4 separate regions of the Homo sapiens genome follow, and all the other regions are linked to region 1. The links are chromatin contacts, found by Hi-C or POLR2A ChIA-PET in ENCODE. All regions are on one chromosome and are shown on one strand. Each heading gives the region's core, a stretch centred on a gene start or an enhancer-like site at or near the end of the contact. The rest is flanking DNA. Distances are from core to core; before and after follow the strand shown. Region 1 holds the start of LCOR (ligand dependent nuclear receptor corepressor). Region 2 holds the start of SFR1 (SWI5 dependent homologous recombination repair protein 1). Region 3 holds the start of SLK (STE20 like kinase). Region 4 holds the start of STN1 (STN1 subunit of CST complex).

Region 1 (3,443 bases), core at 498-2,997:
GGAATTATTACCCTTGGTTTGATTGTTTTTTAAACAAATTAACTTGGGGTGGTTGGAAAACACATTGATTATTTACTCATCTTAGAGTTACACGTTGTTCATTTATTTGAAACTGAAACGTATTTCCTCCAAACACCGTAGAAACTTAAAGGCCGCAAAAGACTCACACCCACCACCTAGCGGCGAAAAAAGGAAGTTTCAGGTGATACAAGATGTCCTGCCATCACACCTGAAGGATGGTTGTCCACAGCCATTTTTTAAAATCTCGTATTAGTCCTCTTCCTTCAACACTCAGGACAGTATTATGTACCCAGAAACTCAATACTTCCTGGCGTCTTCATTTGACAATACTCTTAAGCCAATGAAATCCTGTGGGACGTTTGCGAATTTTATAAAGATCAATGTTTTAAGATTGGCGGGGTGGGCTGGGAGTGGTGGGGGGGAAGGTGCCTTCCTACCCTTGCATTTGCATCTCAAGCCACCCGTACCCGAGGCCCACCCAGTCCATCTGTTCATTGGTAGATACACCATTCCGCCATTCCGCCAGTGGCTGGTGCAGAGAACCAGGACCACCACCTTTGAAAAGACCTAAATCAATACTCCAATGGGATCCTGATGTCAAGTATTTAACGACTTTGCTTTACCTACTACAGTAATTAAAATTAAGTCTTCAAACTTAAATTTAAATTTCTAAAAGCAGGAATGCACTGTCCTTAATCTTAAACACCAAAGGTGGGAGAAAGAGGCCAGAATCCTAGGGTACTAGGCCTACTGGTATAGGGCGATCTCTTCTGCTTTTTTCTTTCCACCCCATTTCTTTTCCCTTTCTCCTTTCGTTTCCCATCTTCTCTCTTCTCGTTCTCTTCGAAGTAACAGTGACAAAATTAAGGTGATTCAATTATTCCAAGAGGCTTGCTCATATAAAATATTTCTCTTCAAGCCCTTTCCTGAAATCCCAAATTAAAGCATTTCCAATAGTCTCTGCTTTAAGTATTCCTAGTTAAGTCTACTTTTGGAAATATTAAATATTCTCACTTTGGCACAATATTCCAAAATTCCTTGAGAAGTTCGCCTACGATCAGTCTTGCTAGTAGAAACCTTTTTTTTTTTTTATTTAAAACGCTCGATTTCCACTTTTTACTAGGTTTCCCAATGTTGGCGATGTCTCCCAATGACTTAATAACGTGTATCCACTTCACCTTTGAAAATCTTAGAGGTCAGTGCATCCACCGGCATCCGGGAATTTATTCTTATTTCTGCTTCTTAAACAGGCTCTGGGGAGGAGCAGTTTCGACGGAGAAGTTCATAGCAGCAGTTATTACGGAACTTGCAACAGTTGGTGCCGGGCGATAGGCAGGTTGGAAGTGATAAATGGGGCTGGCGTAAAAAACAAAAAGCCCCGGGGAGGGCGGGGGCAGCCGTGGCCTTGGGGGACAGTGCGAAGGCGGCGCGGGGCCAGCGGGACTGACTTCCGGCTGTGGGAAGGCGCCGTCCCGGGCGGCCAGAGGCGGCGGCAGCCGCGTAGAAGGACGGCGGGATCGCAGCCCGGCGGGCGGCGCGCGGGGCGGGTGAGCGGGCCCAGGCCGCCCCCGGGCCACGCCGGGGCCACGGTGAGGTGAGGCCGGCCCTGCCCCCGCACCGCCCCCGGCAGGAGGCGCGACGCCCGGGCCGCGGGTGCGTGCGCGGCCCCGGGCGACGCGGCTGGGCGTGCGCGGGGCCGCGGCGGAGGCTGGGCCGGGCGGGCGGCAGAAGATGGCGAGGGTGTGTAGGCGGCAGCAATGCTCCGTTGAGAGACGCGGCTTTCGGCAAGAACTGGATTCGTGGCGCCACAAGCTCATTCACTGTGTAGGTGAGACCCTCCGCCGACCGCCGCCGCCCCTCCGGCCGCCCCGCCGCCGGTCGCCCCAGACCAGGGAGGAAGCTGGGGAAGTGGCAATTGCTGCTCCGGCCCGCCCGCCCTCTTTGGCTCGAGCGTCCCCCCTTCCCCCACCCCCCGGAGTGTGAGCGCGCGCGACCTCCAGGCGGGCTCCCCTGCTCGGCCGAGCGCGCGCCGGCCCCTCCCCTCCGCGCGCCTCCCCGGGGCTGGCTCTCGGCGGGAGCGCGGGTTCCTCCCCCTCCCGCTCTCCATCCCCGCCTGCTCGCTCCCCTCCCTCCCCGCTCCCGCCCCTGCTCCCGCTCCAGGCCCGGCGCCCCGGCGCCGCCGCCGGCTTATTGTGGCGACTCGCCTCGCGGCGCTGCCGCTGTACTGGGGGAGGCGCGAGGGGCGCGGGCGTGCTCGGCCCCCACCCGCGCTGTGGCCGCCGCCGTCCTCCTCCTGCGCCACCCCTCCCCCACGCGCGGGGCGCGCCCCCGGGTCTGCGTGCACGCGCGGCGGGCTGCAGGCGGGCGCCCGGCGCTCGGGCGTGTGCGAAGCGTGAGGTGGAGATGGGGGCGGAGGGAGCTGGAGCTGTCACAGTCCCCGGGTGCGCCTGACCGAGCCAAGTGGGGTGTCATGGCCGCGGGGGGCAGCGGCTGCACTTCCTCAGCGGGCGGCGGTGGCCGGGGAGTTAATCCTCGACGCACGGGTCGGTGTGTGCGTATTTGTGTTCGGTGTCGTGCTGCGGGAGGAGGGGGTGGGACCGGGTCCGACCGAGGAGCCCCGGCGGGGGTCGCTCTCGTCCCCTCCCGGGGATTGGCCGGAGCCGCAGCCTCGCCCGAATGCCCCGTCCGCCCCCCGCCTCCCGGACCTTGGGCCGCCCTCGGGTGGCTTTTTCCCTGCGGGCCGGAGGGAGCGCGGACGGGGGCGCCCCGGGAGGGGCCGGGCGGCCGAGCTGCGCCTCTCACACTGTGTGTTTTGTCTGTTTTTCTCTCCCAAGGTCCCGTTTCCCTCTGTGCGGCGGCCGGCGGGACCATAAGGGCTTAACTCATATATTTAACCCCCCTCCAAAAAGTAAGTGGCCCGTGTGGTGTCTCCGCTCCGCCCGCCGCCCCCTAGCCCCAGTCCATCCTTGTGTCTGACTCTCCTGTCCTCCAGCATTGTTACTTCCCCGTCTTTGCTTCGGTGCTGCTGGTGTGTGGGGAGATGCCCTCTCGTCGTCCGCTGTCCCCCACGCCCAGTCCTCGGGGAGGCCCAGAATTCCAGCCCCTTCTCCCCCAGGGGAATATTCTTGGGAACCAGGTCTTTCCCGGCAGAATCTAGGAGAGTCTATCCGTTCGCTTGGGCCCCTCATTCCCTCCTTCCCGACAGGGTTTCGTTGGAAGGAATTATGCAAATCCTGCTTTCTGGTGTCCATTCAGCGGCAATTTCATGCGGTGAGAAGTTCTCTTTGTTGTGCGAGGGGGAGAACAGACACTGATTTAATAGACATATCTGTTGGGGGGAAGGGTGGAGGGGGTGTGGAGAGGCTCAGTTTGGAAGAATTACAGCACTTGGTTAGCTCAGTGTCTTTGTGTTTGAGCCTTCT
Region 2 (3,443 bases), core at 423-2,922, 7.3 Mb after region 1:
CATCTTTTTAAAATATATGTGCTTTTTTGGGGGGTGGGAGATAAATCAAGGGGTGAAACTGAAGGTGATACATTCCCTTAAATCCATTAGGGAATGGTGAATACACTTGCATATATAAAATAACTACTGAGTGCTTCCTAGATACCTAGCTCTGTTCCAGCTGCCTCTCACCAGTTCTCATTTAATTCTCCAATCCCATATTAAGAGGTGAAGAAACTGAGGCACAGAATCACCTCATTAAGAAGCACATAAAGTATGGTGCCAGGATTTGAACCTAGACAATTTGACTGTAACGTGTACGCCCCTAATCATTCCCTTAGGTAGTCCTCAGGTTCTGTAATTATTATACCTGACTGCTTAAGACTCAGGTAACTCCCTTTTGGCCACTTCTAAGCCACTACTGTCAGATGTTATTAATAGTAAAGAGACGATATCAATGTTTAAAATGGCCATTCAATAAGAGGACTGAAAACACTGGCCCCTGGAAATTCCCAACTTCCACGTGACTCAGAAGTTACTCAACTCTTTCACTAAACCCAGTGCTCCACCCAATGTAGCTAACTTTGTCGTCGCGTAGCAACAGAACCTCGCCATACTGGAAGCGGGGCGCGGGGGGGGGATTTTCTCGACTGAGGATGCTGCTGCCCGGTAGCCAGCAAGGGCCCTGTCGGTCTCAAACGTGAATTTTGGACCGACACAATCTCATGTAGTGATTGTTCTGCTTCCTGTGTTGCGCCACAACAAATTTCCTTGGGCTACATTTTCCCTCAGATTTGAGTAAAAGATTTGAGGTCACGCTAAGGAGCCTGCATACTGAGGTACAGAAACGGTTTTTTGTTTACAACAACAACAAAAAACCTCGCGACGGGACCGCCGAGTTTGCGGCAGCCAAAAAAGCTAGCGATGAGCTCAGCTAAAGTGCCGGGACTCTCGGATAGATTTCTAACATGTTTGAAATGTGGACCCCAACGCTGGAACCCAACGCTGTTCTTTTGTGGTCTCTGGAACCACCACGCTGGAATAGGCTGGAACCCAACCAACGCTGTTCTTTTGTGGTCTCTGCCTCTGGGGAGTCCACAAGCTGTAAATCTAACATGCAGCCAGCCGTGCGGCTTCTGGCCGCCCCACGTCTGAGTAAAGCCTTCACTGTGACTAGCAGGGAGAGGAGACTGACTGGAGCCAGAGAATGGAGGCGGCGGGCTGGCGGGGGTGGGGAGAGGCACTTTCAGGCGCACTTCACAGACGCACAAAAACAAGGAAGCCTGAAGGGAAGGCGGTTGAAAATAAGGCAACAGAAGCCGCGAACGGAAGCGCGCCCCCCTCAGGATTGGTTTAACATTCCGAAGCTCAGCCTCGCCCGCCCCGAAGACCTGCTGCGGATCGCGGCCGCGCGCGCGCGCACTCACGCTGCTCTCGGGCGCTGGGCGGGGAGAGCCGCGCGCACCGGTTAATTCTGCCAATCATGCGTCTGGGCCTCCCATCGTGTGGGCCAAGCCCCGCCCCAACCACCCGCTGGCGGAGGCGCGCGCGCAGTCCCACCGCTCTGAGTCGCTGAGTGAAGCGGCGCCTCGCGCGTCAGGCAATCTGGCCAATTGCGCATCTTTTCCGCCTACCGCACGGCCCCGCCCCTGCCACAGGATCGATTTACGGCCGCAGGTGCGCGCGCTTTTTTGCTCTCGCTGGGAATGGCGGAGGGAGGTACCCTGCTGAGGGGAAGGGGGGATCCCTGACACCTGGGCTTCCCCGGGAGTCGGCTGTGGAGTCGAGTTGAGCTCCCTTTCCGGGTCTGGGGAACTCAACCTCACCTTATGCCTGGGGTCTCCGGGGAACTAGTGGGCTTTCTGCAACGGGGGGAAGGAGGGGACGACTCCCGCCCCTAGTTTACCCCTCAAAAGTTAATGCCTTTGTCGGAGGAAGCAATTTCAGTCCACTCTCCTTTTCAGTCCCTGTTGGCCGCTTAAACTAAAAGGCTACAGACGGGCTTAAATGCGTCTCCGCTGTGTTTCTTATGCCTCGGGCCGGCAGGGTAACGGGTTCTAGTCACAGCTTGTAGAGTTCAGGATGGGTGACATTCAGGTCCTATTGTTTTTGAGTCAAGGTTTCGGCTATAGCTTCTTGAATTATGAAGCTGTCATAATAAAGAATTCCTGATTATCTAAAGCTGTTATTCTTCCCTACTTCCAAGGCAGAATTTGAATATATTTTGGTGGATGAAACGAAAACAAGGAGAGTCTTGTGACTATGAGATACTAGCTGGTTGATGTATCATGAAAAACTTAGTGGTCCCTATGTGGGAAGGTAAATGGAAAACTGCAAAAAGAGCAAGAATGAATTACAAAGTGAAATTAGAAGAAATATCTGGCTTACTTGTGGATGCTTTGTACACCAATACAATATATTATTTGATAAAAGTCGACTATAGAGAGGTGTGGTTAATTCGATTATTTTATAATTTTTCTTTTTTAGAGAAAAACCAAGATTTCACTTTCAAGATGGAAAGTCCGTCAGACTCAGCTGTGGTTTTACCTAGCACTCCTCAGGCCTCTGCGAATCCATCATCTCCCTATACAAATAGTTCCCGAAAACAAGTATGAAAATCTTTGTTCTTCCAGTGGATCCATTATGTGTTTCTAAGTATTGTGGCAGTGGTGGTTTAAATTCTACGGAAGGTTGTTAATTAACATAATGTGTAGCATAAATAAGTAGACATTTTATTAAATAATTTTGTTTTTCTTCTAAGGTGACATATATGACACCCACCAGCCCCCTTCCATATTTTCCTCTTGAATGAATTCATTTCAGTTAGTTTCAGATTAGGTTATTACAATACTCCAGATGGAGAAAGTTTGCATCTGTGCAATATTATTATGAAGGTCTTTAGTGGCAGAGTCTAGGTCTTTTCCTTACTCTGTAATTCTGAAGCACCTGGAGTACTATCAGGCATGTGCTTGTTACTGAACAAATGTTCCTTGATTACTGGGATAAACTTCTCAACACTTTTGGAAAGGTGTTGATCTTGCTGAAGTAAAAAGGAAATAAAACAAATGGAGCTTCCAGAAATTAAAGTCATTTTGTGATGCCTTCTTTAGATGTGGAGACAGAAAGCCATCTAGTGGTGTCTAGCATAGAAATGGAAGGACTTTATTTCTGGTGATTTATTGACATTAAGAATGTTTTTCTTGATTCACATTTTTAATGTTTTGTGCTCTTTATAGCCTATGAGTGCAACACTTAGAGAAAGATTAAGGAAAACAAGATTTTCATTTAATTCCTCTTACAATGTGGTGAAACGTCTTAAAGTAGAGAGTGAAGAAAATGATCAGACCTTTTCAGAGAAACCAGCATCTTCCACAGAGGAAAACTGTTTGGAATTTCAAGAAAGTTTTAAACATATAGACAGTGAATTTGAAGAAAATACAAATTTGAAAAATACTTTGAAGAAT
Region 3 (3,443 bases), core at 507-3,006, 7.1 Mb after region 1:
CCATAAATGATAATAATTACAAATAATTATAGTATTGTTTTCACAGGTCTATACATTTGTCAAAACATATAAAAGTGCACACTTGCAGCAAACCACCATGGCACGTGTATACCTATGTAACAAACCTGCACGTTCTGCATGTGTATCCCAGAACTTAAAGTATAATTTTAAAAAAAAGCAAACAAGTACTAGCAAAAAAACCAAATGCACACTTTAAATATGTACAGTTTATTGTATATCAATATATTGCAATAACACTTAAAAAAATAGAAGGATCTCAAGGAATTGAATCATCTTAAGCGTCTTACTGGAAGGGGGGTTTTGCTATGCCATTTTGGGGCTGAAGGGCAAAATGACTGGGGGGGCAGACATTATATAAATAGCAATATATACATACATTGTCTCTGCTCCAGATACCGCCATTCATTCATTCATTCACCAGATCTGCCTTCCTATTATATGCCAGGAATGTTGCCGGGTACTTGGATATCTTGATGAACAACAAACCACTGGCCTGAAAGAGCTCCCGTCTGGTGGAGGAGGGGAAGGTAGGTCACCACCTGACGGATTCCAGCCAACGTCCACACTGCCCCACCAGGGAGTGCTGCCCAAGGGGGCTGGAGGCAGATCAGGAAGTGGGGGCCTTAGCTGAGGTGGAGTCACCAAGAGTGACACCAGGTTTACAGTTGTGGAGGTGGCCAGAAGTTAGTTTTACCCTCAAGGGAGTGTCGCAGTCATCAGTTGAGAAGTGGGGGCCCGGCGCGGTGGCTCACGCCAGTACTTTGGGAGGCCGAGGCGGGCGGATCACGAGGTCAGGAGATCGAGACCATCCTGGCTAACACGGTGAAACCCCGTCTCTACTAAAAATACAAAAAAATTAGCGGGGCGTGGTGGCGGGCGCCTGTAGTCCCAGCTACTCGGGAGGCTGAGGCAGGAGAATAGCGTGAAGCCGGGAGGCGGAGCTTGCGGTGAGCCTAGTTCGCGCCACTGCACTCCAGCCTGGGCGACAGATCGAGACTCCGTCTCAAAAAAAAAAAAAAAAAAAAAAAAAGAAAGAAAGAAAAAAAAGAGAAGTGGTCTTAAACAGTTTTTATGTATCTGTGTCTATCTTGCCTGCACACTTAAAACAACAAGAGTAAGAACTAAGATTGAGCGTTTACGGGTGCAGGGGCCGCGCAAAGGGCTTCCATCTATTGTCTCATTCACAACCTTCTGGTAGGGACTATTAGGATCTTCATTTTACGGCGAGGAAACCGAGGCTCGGAGAGGTCACCTGCCCAAGGTCACAGATCTCTCTCTCCAAAGCTCAAGCTCACAACCACCACACAAACTCCCCTCTCACTGTACCTGGGGCCCGTCTGAGAGCGAAAAAGTCCGCTTTCAGGTCCCAACCCTAACAGGTCCGGCTTTCACTCCACAGTTTTTCCCAGATCCAGAATGGAGACAACATCCGCTAGCACAATCAACAGGGTCGTCCCACGGGGGCCGCTCCATCAAGGCCGTGGACTGACAGGATTTGGGGCTTGGAGGGCAAATGAGAAACAATCGTCAGGGACCGAAGAACAAATGCGTCCATCACACCAGCCCCCCGCACCCCGAGCCCCGTGCTCCGCTCACGCGAACCCTCGGGGGCAGCCAGTCTGAGGGACGTAGCGCGCGTGCGCGGGGCCAGAGGGGACGCCCCCACGCGAGCGCGCGGTGAGCAGGGCGCGTGACCGGGCGGGCGCGCAGCCGGGAAAGCGCGCGGGCGCGCTACGGAGTCGGCGTCGGCGCGCGCTCCAGGCCGAGGCTGTGTGGGCTGGGGAGGGAGACAGGCGGCGGCGGCGGCGCCCCAGACCCGAGGGGACGCGCGGGCCTTGCGCCGCGGGAGCGGACGGCGGCGGAGGAGACCCTAGGCTCGCGGCCCGAGGCGGGAGGGCTCGGCTTCTCGACTGCCCGCCTCCGAGGCCGCCGGCCGCTTCTCTCTCCCAGAGTGGCCGCCGCCCCTGGAGACTCGCCGTGACACGGGCCTAAGCCGCCGCCGCGGGAGTCCTGACCGCTCGGACCCGTCGGATCAGGCCGGGTGGGAGCGAGCTTGCGGGCAGGTGCCGCTCCCGGAGGGTGGGCCGGAGGCGAGGCGCCCACCGCGCGGCTCGCGGGCCGGGCTCGGCGGAGGGGCCGCTCGCGCAGCACCCCCACCGCGGGCCGGAGCCCGGGTCGCCGCCCCGCCTTCTCCCGGGACCGCCCGGCCGGAGCTGCGGGGGCCGAGGGACGCCGCGCCCGCCGCCGCCAGCCGGGCTCGCGCGGGAGAGCAGGGAAGAGAAACTTTGCCTTTTATTGTTTTTAGTCCTTAAGTGCAAGGAACTCTGTGTTGGGAGGAAAAATGTCCTTCTTCAATTTCCGTAAGATCTTCAAGTTGGGGAGCGAGAAGAAGAAGAAGCAGTACGAACACGTGAAGAGGGACCTGAACCCCGAAGACTTTTGGGAGATTATAGGAGAACTGGGCGACGGAGCCTTTGGGAAAGTGTACAAGGTAAGAGGGGGAAAACGGGAAGTTGTACTGCGAAGGTAAAACAGCCACTGGCCTGGAGTGGCGGGAGGACTTCTGCTCCCCTGGTCCTTATCCTGTCCTTCTTTTGACTGTTACGGTTCGATGCAACTTTACTTGGCTGATCATCCAAGGAGTAGCTAAGAAGTCGGGTTTACGGTGGAACAAAATGGGGCCTGGATGGAGTTTAAAGAGCGATTGGAAAAGGAGACAGGGTTATAAAGTCTACTCTTTCAAACTTCAAAGGAAATGAGAGTGTTCTTTAATTTATAGGAGGGGTCTGGTTGTGCCCTTCAAGTATTTTAGAATGAGAAACTCATTGCACTTTGCAGTGGATTTGTCTACTGACTGCATTCGCGTGCATGCTTGTACTCCAACAGTTCTGTTTTTAGGGTCCAGTATATATATTTGGTTGTATCTAGAGCTAATACAGAACTAGTTGGGATCAAAGTGATTGCTACTTGCAGTCTCTTCTTGAGTTAGTTGCTTGACAGCATACTATAAAATAGAATGGAATTTCTGACAAAATTTCCAAAAAACCTTCATGTGGTACTAGTTTTAAATATATTTATGGTAAGCATTGACTAGAAGTCAGTATCAGCGCTTAAGCAGTTAAAAACACACACGCATGTATTTATTTCAATAGAAAGAGGCTTGGCGTTTCAACCTGAAGGCATTAATGTTAACTATTTAATATCTCCTAAGGAACATATGAATGATGTCATTGGAGTATTTTCATCCTGAAGGGCGAATTTTTTATGAGACAGCGTTTAGGGGAAGGACCCACAGGGTTGCCTAGAAGTGAAAACGTAAGAAAATAACTTATGTTTATACAGGACTTTGAAGTTTTTAAGTACTTTCAAATAATTTGGCCCCCACAAAAATCTTGTGAGGTAGGCAGGTCAGTATTAGTATC
Region 4 (3,443 bases), core at 589-3,088, 7.1 Mb after region 1:
ATGAGCTATGAAGAAAACCAGACTGGAAAATGGAAAACTGTGGAGGAGGTTGGCTGCCTTCCAAGGGAAAACACAGACCATTTCCAACAATAATTAGGAAATAAAGGTGTGGCGAAAAATCTGTACAAAAGGCATTAGCATAAGGTCATCCAAATATATTTGTACATTTAACTGGAAACAAACAAAACCTTATCTCATTAAAACTGTGGATGCTTGAGATTCTTGACTACTTCTAACTCATAGTTTGTTATTCAGAAGGACCTTGACTGGAAAGCTTCACTCAAAATAGCAAAGAAAGTTTAACCAAACTTCTCAAATAGCACAGTAAACATGTGGCTATTTGTGAATTATTACACAGCTACGTGAATTATTTAAATCCACCCCAAACTATACTTGTTATATTTTTAGGTAAGATAAGCCTATCTCTAGTAGCCACTATTCTAATACAAAAAAAAAAAAAGAAAATTTAAACTTTACATGTATAATGCCTTGTTGCTTCAACTGCTATTTCTATTTGAGGGCCCACTATATGCCAGGCACTGTTCTAAGCCCTGGGATTACAAAGGTGAACAAGACAGATGATGTTCTTCCTCTCAGGGAGTTTATAATATTTTGATTCTGCTTAATTCAAAAGAAAACAAACCCCCTTTACATATCAGGAATCAAAAGATTCCATTACACAGGGTTAAGCTCCATTTTTACAAAGAAACCCAGACTTTGCAGAAGGTGAGTCACATGCCCGGACCAGGTAAGTGGCACATTTAGGAAAGGAGCCAGGCCTAGGAATATCTGGCCCAGCGATCTCTCCAACAGGAGCAGGGCCAAAGAAAAACAAATGAGCATTTTTAAGCATGAAAGACCCTAAATGGAGGTAAAAACCCCAGTACAAAAGTTACTCCCCCAAACACCTACTAAAAAAAAAAAAAAAAAAAAAAAGATTTAGACTGTTTTTTTTACCTTGCAAATAAATGAACTCATGCGAAGGTCCAGGCTAGGTCCCTTTCAAAGCCTGCAGCAGGGAAGGCTCTCCTAAAAGCCTCTAATCCCAGCTTTCTGAGACTTTGGGAAAGGGTGGCAGATGCAGCCCAGGGCATCCCAGGGTGGCTAGCCACATACCTGGCACCTGGCGGGACTCCTTCATGTCCAGGATATCCCTGATGTAGAGTTTTGCAAAGGCTAGAAACACAGGATCCAAACCCCACAAGAGGGAAGGGGTCTCCTCTTCACACCGGCTGGATCCAGGCTGCATCAAGAGGCAGGGCTGTGGCTTCCAGCTAACTCTGAAAGGTTCTGCATCACTGAGTCAAGCATCTAGATGGGACACAGAAATGAGGATGCAATGCGTTTAACGTGGGTCAAAGTGGCACGGCCCTGACGCTGCTCCCAGGTGGGCGTCCAGGACTCCAGGAGGGGTGAACGCAGGGATCCAGGGCCCTGTCAAACTCCATGCCACGGGGCGTGTTAAGAGGCGTTCCTCACGTCAGGACGCCTGCGTTCCTTACGGCTCTCCCGCTGTTCTCCTTCCCACAAAGCACCAACTTCGGAACGGCTAAACATCAACTTTCACTCTGGGAAGATACGTCTGTACAGGCGTAGCAGAAACCGCTTGGGGTCCCGGGAGGAACGGGCGCCCTCGCAGCCCTGCACGTGTTGGGGCATAGTGGATGGGTCTGACTGTCGCTCTGCCCTAAACTTTCCGCTTTTGGGGATGAGCCAAGAAAAGGAGGAAAAAAGATACTAAAAAATGGACCCACTTGTAGCCCCTCCCGCCGCCTGCAGCTCCAGGAGCCCTGAGACCTGGCCCTTCCGGCGCTCGGAGCCGCTGGCGGCGACGACCCCGCCCGGCGCAGGAGCAGTTGGCTGAGGTCGTCTCTGGAGTTCCGGCCTGAGCCCGCCCCCTGCCCCGCCAGGGACCAACCCCGGTCTCCCCGCCAGCGCATTTCCTTTCTGCTGCAGCGCCTCGCCACGGCTCCGCCCCATCTCTCCCGAAGTCCCGCCTCATCCCACCCAGACCCCACCCATCCCGCCGCGGCCACGCCCCATCCTGCCCGAAGCCCCGCCCCATCCCGCCCGAAGCCCCGCCCCATCCCGCCGCGGCCCAACCATCCGCTAGGCCCCATCCAGCCGAAGTCCAGCCCGTTCCGTGCCCCGCCTCAGCGCAGCGTACTTTTGGTTCAGGCAGCGCTGCAGCCCCGCCTTCGTGCTAGCCTCCACCGCTGAGGCCTAGGAGGCGACCTTGAAATTCCTGCAGTTCTAACGCCGCTCTTCTAGTCACCTTTCACCCCTCCTCCTGCTGGTGGCGGGACCCTGAACCTGGGCCTCCTAGAGGTTGGGTCAGGATCAGACTATTTTTCTTTTTGATTCCTGATATGTAAAACAGATAAAAAGTAAGCAGTGCCACGAGTGCATTGTGGCATATTTTAAATGTTCATTTACAGTTGGTAAGTGACCTGACTCACACACTTAGGACTCTAGTTTCACTTGGAGATGTCAATATCTAAATTTGAGCCCTCGAGTGAATGTGAGGTCTTGACTCTGCCAGAGACTAGCCGTGCAAAATCATGACAATACATTTTGTCTCCTTTACCCTTGTTCGGTCTACAGTCTGGAAGGTTGTACACTTAAGAACTTTGAAAAGCTGGCATTTTGGTAAATCATGGCCACCTTGATGGTGCTTAGTCTCCAGAATTTCTATTTTAAAGTGAGGAAAGATAGCCACGTTCCACTCCCATAAAGAGCTACGTTACCCGAGACGTCAGGAATTCTTCCTAATTTACAGAGACTCTGGAAAATGGCAGGGGAGTACAGATCACCCTGGCAGACCATTCCCGGGGGAGGCAGGTGGTGGCCAAAGAGATAATTGCTAAACTATTTATCAGAGAAGGAACTTGGAGCCGCTGGAATGGAAAGTGTGTGTGTCATTAGACCCATGGCATTTAATTACCTCCCCGGCCATTTAAGAAGCTCAAAAACAAGAGTCCTTGGTAAAATACATTGCCCAGATTCTACTGCAATGAACACTAGGAAATGTAGGGTTTAAGATTTAATTAAGAGAAGACACTGGCTGGGCGCGGTGGCTCACACCTGTAATCCCAACATTTTGTGAGGCCGAGGCGGGCAGATCACGAGGTCAGGAGTTCAAGACCAGGCAGGCCAATATACGGAAACCAACCCCCTCTCTACTAAAAATACAAAAATAGCCAAATGTGGTGGCGTGCGCCTGTAATCCCAGCTACTCGGGAGGCTGAGGCAGGAGAATCGCATGAACCTGGGAGACAGCGGTTGCAGTGAGCTGAGATCGGGCCATTGCACTCCAGCCTGGGTGACAGTGTGAGACTCTGCCTCAATTAAAAAAAAAAAAAAAAAAAGAGAGAGAGAGAAGATACCTTCTCTTATAGGAGGAAGGCCCTTGCAAAGAAAACACACCCAGTAGGACAGGTGCT

What was found. Hi-C counts contacts between places; a loop is a spot of excess contacts on that map. ChIA-PET counts read pairs that join two places held with the same protein, here RNA polymerase II (POLR2A). Pooled maps may share reads with other maps.
Region 2: a loop to region 1 is called in a pooled map, with 24 times the contacts of the local background. The contact joins the promoter of SFR1 here to the promoter of LCOR in region 1. A Hi-C loop is called at or near these places in 5 of 50 pooled maps. POLR2A ChIA-PET finds 5 or more read pairs at or near these places in 2 of 52 experiments (CD4-positive, alpha-beta T cell and activated T-cell).
Region 3: a map of CD8-positive, alpha-beta T cell shows a loop between it and region 1 (12-fold over the local background). The contact joins the promoter of SLK here to the promoter of LCOR in region 1. A Hi-C loop is called at or near these places in 1 of 168 maps with a recorded cell type or tissue (CD8-positive, alpha-beta T cell) and 6 of 50 pooled maps. POLR2A ChIA-PET finds 5 or more read pairs at or near these places in 1 of 52 experiments (GM12878).
Region 4: a map of ascending aorta shows a loop between it and region 1 (11-fold over the local background). The contact joins the promoter of STN1 here to the promoter of LCOR in region 1. A Hi-C loop is called at or near these places in 1 of 168 maps with a recorded cell type or tissue (ascending aorta) and 2 of 50 pooled maps. POLR2A ChIA-PET finds 5 or more read pairs at or near these places in 1 of 52 experiments (activated CD4-positive, alpha-beta T cell).

Annotation. Positions count from the first base shown.
Region 1 is chr10:96,830,551-96,833,993 of GRCh38, forward strand. LCOR (ligand dependent nuclear receptor corepressor) reads left to right here and starts at 1,748. Exons shown (of 8, transcript NM_001346516.2): 1 at 1,748-1,849; 2 at 2,856-2,929. It overlaps LOC102723665 (a long non-coding RNA gene), which reads right to left and starts at 1,908. Exons shown (of 1, transcript NR_135921.1): 1 at 82-1,908. RefSeq lists a cis regulatory region at 96-295, silencers at 1,331-1,630, 1,651-1,700, 1,711-2,430, 2,471-2,530, 2,571-2,810 and enhancers at 1,557-2,271, 2,272-2,987, 2,988-3,443.
Region 2 is chr10:104,120,499-104,123,941 of GRCh38, forward strand. It overlaps SFR1 (SWI5 dependent homologous recombination repair protein 1), which reads left to right and starts at 1,673. Exons shown (of 4, transcript NM_001002759.2): 1 at 1,673-1,698; 2 at 2,467-2,588; 3 at 3,216-3,443. The coding sequence starts at 1,686. RefSeq lists enhancers at 1-935, 419-518, 1,091-1,754, 1,149-1,198 and a silencer at 1,439-1,668.
Region 3 is chr10:103,965,384-103,968,826 of GRCh38, forward strand. It overlaps SLK (STE20 like kinase), which reads left to right and starts at 1,757. Exons shown (of 19, transcript NM_014720.4): 1 at 1,757-2,512. The coding sequence starts at 2,363. LOC102724351 (a long non-coding RNA gene) reads right to left here and starts at 1,662. Exons shown (of 5, transcript XR_007062282.1): 1 at 398-1,662. RefSeq lists silencers at 1,619-2,078, 2,119-2,168, 2,179-2,278.
Region 4 is chr10:103,916,346-103,919,788 of GRCh38, forward strand. It overlaps STN1 (STN1 subunit of CST complex), which reads right to left and starts at 1,839. Exons shown (of 10, transcript NM_024928.5): 1 at 1,755-1,839; 2 at 1,117-1,311. The coding sequence starts at 1,249. RefSeq lists enhancers at 1,301-1,630, 1,490-2,135, 1,766-2,060 and a silencer at 1,801-2,150.